Regions from separate parts of the Homo sapiens genome. Here region 1 is linked to region 2. The links are chromatin loops, found by intact Hi-C in ENCODE. Cell type or tissue: ovary. All regions are shown on one strand.

Region 1 (2,500 bases), 130 kb before region 2:
GAAGCTCCATGGGGTGAGGGGGTTCATTCCTATGGTCCCTAGCCCCATCCCATGGGCGTGACTGCCCCAACAGGCTGAATCCCTCATGCCTGGACTGCCTCCTGCTACGTTGGGGAAGGGCAAGTGAGGCAACAAGGGAGCAGCACTTGGGCCCTGCTGGGTCACCCTGAGAGCCGTCCCGCTGGAGGTCAGCAGCACTCTCTGTAGAATGCCAGACTCCCACAGTCATTCCTGGTCTTGGTGTCCGGGACCAGCGGCTGCGCATCGGCCCCCTCTTTCTTCCTGGTCTGGCTTGCACCTTGCACCCTCCCGCAGTGTATGCCTCTAGGAGTCCTGGCCTTGGCTGCTGGTGCATCCTCACCCGCTGAAGGCACCCCTGGCCACCCAGCCTGATTGGGAGATGACCAGCCTGGCCCCTGCGGGTGCTGGGTTACCTTCTCTGGATGTCCATCTCATCAGGAGAGGGGCCATTCTGCACCTGACGCTGGCTGGAGGGGCCTGTGGGCAGAGAAGCACAGAAACAGTGTGGTTAGAGGAAGAAAGGCCCCAGCAAACCCAACTGGAGTGCTCTCTATCTCTGCCCACCTTCTGGCTGCAGAAGAGACATCCTTAAGAATCTTTTTAAATGTTGGCCTCACTCACACCTGTGCATCACTCACTCCATCTCCTCTCTCAATCACCCTCTCTCTCTCACGGCTCTTCATTCTGAACCAATAAATGAGACCCAAACTTTCACATGGTTAAAAATTAACCCTTTCAGTTACTGACCCTGCTCGCCTTCTCTCTCAAACTATCTTCTCACTGCTTCGACCTTCTTGCTGGCCACCACCCCCTCAACCCTTTAACATTGAATCTGGCCTCTTTACATCCCACCAGGATGTTCTAATTAAAATCAGCGGGGAACTGGGAATTGCCAAACCTAACAAGTCCACTTGATTCCACTTTCTGAGCAAAGGACTGACACTGACAGCTGGCGGATGTCTTGGTCAGAGTTAAAACCTGGGTGTGTCTGAGCTGAGGCCTATGCTTCTAGACCTGGGGTGACCCCTGCTGTCTACAAAGGGTGTCTGGAGCTGCGGGTGGGAAGGAGCCAGACCCTGCCCTTGCTCCCCTTGTTCTAGACTGGTGTGGAACTTTCTGGCCACACCCTGCCCTGGACCCTGAAGGAGGGACCCCGGCATAGGCGAAGTCTGCTGTGCAGACCTCCTGTTCAGAGGAGGCTGGAGCTGGGGCCTGTGCAGGGCTTCCCATGCTGTGCCACAGTTAAGCTTCTGCCGCCACCTAAGAAAGAGCTGACTGTTCCTTCTCTGCCAGCTCAGGTGTCACTAGGGAACTGCAGAGAGTCGCAGTGACTGGGAGAGGGACTCTGGGCAGGCTGCTCTCATACCTCCCTGACAAGATGGGGAAGTGGCTTTGTTTCTGCCGCAGGATGGGGTCACAGCAATATTCAAGTTACAACTGCACTGATGATGTGGGGACAGCCCTGTTCCCTCCTACTTCATAGAGGACCAAGGTCTTAGTGGTTCTTCCCTCCTTGTTCTCAAGAAACAGAAGGAATGAATATGTGAACATTATTACCAGAGCAACGTCCAGGCACTTTTTAAAATTTAATGTTAAATTTAACTCTAATTCTCACAGCCCTATAAGAAGGCTCCCATAAGGACTTGTAACAGCTGGGAAGCCAGGCCCAGAAAGGCTAAATGGCTTGCCCAAGGTCTTACATACAGCAAGTGGCAGATGCAAACCAACTGCAAATGCCACGTTCTTTCTTAAACTCAATCAGACAGTGGTGTCAGATTGAGACCAGCTTGAAGAAAGAAGGATGAATGTGGCAGACTCATAAGCTGCCCTTGGATGGTGTGCAAGGTGCTGTGGGCATGTGTCCCCCCGCCCCCTGACTGCCACTCATCCTGGCTGAGGCGGGAGGGATTCCTGGCGTTTCAGCTCCACGTCCGGGACTTGCACCTGAGCTGCTCTGCTGTGAGCTTGGCACAGGCTTTGGGCTCTGGCTTGGACAACTGGACATCTGCCTTGTTCTAAGACCGGGTCTCAACGGCTGAGTTCACTCCTGGATCTGGATTTTGTCCTTCTGGGAGCTGAGTCCCTGTCCCAGCGACCCTGTCTAGCATTTGGTCTGAGGGTTGGCCCTGCCCTAGGATGGAGGCCTTTCCACGCTTGGGCTCCACCAGCTGTCGCAAGATCCTTCTGTGTCTGTGGTCTGGCCTTGCCCAGGTCACTGTAACTGTTTTCCACCCTTGTCAGGACCCCGATGGCAGCCAGCTGCCCACACACAGGCCTGTGTGGTTGTGTGCTTTGGATTCCCCATTTTGCCTGCTGGGCTGACGTCCTCCCAACACCCTCCCAACCTGTTTCTCCAGAGGCTGGGAAAGTCTAATAGGAGCCCTGGCCCTTCCAGAGGGCTCTGGCCCCTGCACCTAAGACCTGATTAAAAATTGGCTGGAGTTTTAGACCCGACAGAGCAGGAAAGGATAACACTTGA
Region 2 (2,500 bases):
CCTCAAAGCTTGGAATTCTCAATGAGAAGCTGGGCATTTACATTAGCCATACAAGAAATGCCAAAGGAGTTACACTTAGGCAAACAATTATTTTTGCAAGTGATTAAAAAAAGGAATGCGTAATAAAGATGGGAAATGACACAAACTGAAGGTCTACATCATGTAATAACAGAGTATCTAAAATTTCTGAGTTATGACATTTTGAGCAGTCCAGTCAGTACCGTGACTCTCAAGCTTGGAATTGCTAGTCTACAATTTCTAGCCAAATGGGTGTCACCTCATCACTCCGTGCCTCAGGTTCTTCCCCTATAAAAAGAGGGCAGTAGGCCGAGCGCAGTGGCTCACGTCTGTAATCCTGCACTTTGGGAGGCCAAGGCAGTTGGATTGCTTGAACTCAGGAGTTCGAGGCCAGCCTGGGCAACATGGCTAGATCCCATCTCTAAAAAAATACAGAAATCAGCCAGACACGGTGGCATGTGCCTATAGTCCCAGCCACTCTGGAGGCTGAGGTAAGAGGATCACTTGAGCCCAGGAGGTTGAGGCTGCAGTGAGCTGTGATTGTGCCACTGACCTCCAGCCTGGGTGACAGAGCTAGACCCTGCCTCAAAAAAAAAGGGGGAAGGGGGAAAAGAGAGTAGTAATCATACCTACCTCTTGGAGATATTGCAAAGATTAAATGAGATAATGTATGTTAACTGGTTAGAACAATGCCTGGCATGTAAAAATACTCAACAAATGAGTTATTTTTACTATTTATGTTAATTGAGAAATAGAATTGAAGTCCCCTTACCAAGTTGCACTTTTGAACTCAGAGTTCACATTTTATCACATTTCATGAACTATATAAAGGGATTAAATTAGTTCCCAGAGAAGGTTGACTCCAAAAGAGAGAGCACAGGAAGATGATGGAATAGAAAACACCAGATCCTCCTTCCCCTATGGAGATGAATTAACAATGTTAGATGGCCTCTGTGAGAAATCCAGAAACCAGTTAAGAGGTTTCTGTACCCCAAGTATGCCAAGAAGAACCTCATGAAAGCCAGCAGAAAAGTTCATGGCATATACTTTCCACAGCCTCTCCCCAGCACAGCATAGCACCATTGGAAAAAAAAAAAAAATCCCAAATCCCTTCTTTCTTGGATGAAAAGATAAAAGTAGAGCACACATTCAATGTTCTCACTTTGATGGGGTGGTGGGGGAGGGGGGAAGCTACCTGAGGGACTGGTTTCTTAACTGAATCTAAGACAGAAGTGGGCACCAGGTTGGAAGCCACTGAAAACAAAGATCACTGCAACTGGCTGTAGCACCAGAGAGTGTGCAGTACCACTGACAGACGCTAGGGAGAACTCCAGTACCAAGGCTTGCCACAGCACCAGAGAGGAAACAGTACCACAGATGGAAATCGGGAAGTGAAAATCCTGAGTACAAATAGGTAAACCTCAACTAGGGTATTACATGCATAGAGAAGACTCAACCCAAGAAAAGGCTTGAGAGTTCTCCAGATTATCTAGTAAAGTTGACTGGTGATGATCTCTCCCTGTACAAAGCCAGATTGTAAGGACTGGGAGGGGTGCTGTTTTTTCAAATACTCAAGTCTCAACAAAAGATAATAAGGTATACAAAGAAACAGGGAAACATGGCCCAATCAAAACCACAAGTTAAATCTCCAGAAACTAACCCTAAATAGATTTATATGAATTACCAAAGAATTCAAAATAGCCACTGTAAGGATGCTCAATGAACTAAAAGACAACACAGATAGAAAACTAAAGAAATCAGGAAAACAATGCATAAACAAAATGAGAATATCAACAAAGAAAAACTATGAAGAGCCAATTGAAAAATTAACTAGAGGGGTTCAAAAGCACTTAACTAGGCAGAGGACAGAACCACCGAACTCAAAGTCAAGACATTTGAAATTACTGAGTCAGAGGGATAAAACGAAAAAAGAATAAAGAAAGGTGAAGAGAACCTCAAAGAACTTATCGACTACCATCCAGTGAAATAACATGTAAATAATGGACATCTCAGAATACAAAGAAAAAGACAAAGAGGCAGAGAGCCTAAAACTTCTCAACTCTGAGGAAAGCCATGGAGACACAAATTCAAGGTTAAAAAAACTCCAAATAGAATAAATCCAGACACGCATACTAACACACGTAATAACCAAACTGCCAAAAGTCACAGACAAAAAGAGAATCCTGAAAGCAGCAAGAGAAAGGTGACTCTTCATGTATAAGGAAGCTCCTATAAGATTATCAAATAATTTCTAAGTAGGAATCTTGCAGGCCAGAAGGGAGTGGGATGATATATTCAAAGTGCTGAAAGGAAAAAATAACTGTCAAATAAGAATACTACATGCAGCAAAACTGTCCTTCAAAATGAAGGAAGGAGAAATGAAGACTTTTTTCCCTTCTTTCAGATAAATAAAAGCTGACACTAAACCTCCCCTACTAGAAATGCTAAAGGGACGTCAAGTTGAAATGAAAAGATGTTAAAT

The links. A loop is a pair of places that touch in the nucleus more often than their neighbours do. Peaks named below come from ENCODE experiments on the same cell type or tissue, not always from the same donor. Only the 100,000 strongest peaks of a DNase experiment are listed, where the experiment ranks them.
Region 1: a loop joins it to region 2, with 2.4 times the contacts of the local background. A loop is called at or near these places in 4 of 110 quality-filtered maps.

Annotation. Positions count from the first base shown.
Region 1 is chr14:100,121,537-100,124,036 of GRCh38, reverse strand. EVL (Enah/Vasp-like) reads right to left here. Exons shown (of 14, transcript NM_016337.3): 4 at 435-498. Among named protein-coding and RNA genes, the nearest start is that of MIR342, 13 kb to the right of the region's middle. In ovary, no CTCF peak of the experiment used is centred here; no DNase peak of the experiment used is centred here.
Region 2 is chr14:99,994,775-99,997,274 of GRCh38, reverse strand. It overlaps a transcript of EVL not described here. Among named protein-coding and RNA genes, the nearest start is that of EVL, 69 kb to the left of the region's middle. In ovary, no CTCF peak of the experiment used is centred here; a DNase peak (open chromatin) is centred at 1,314.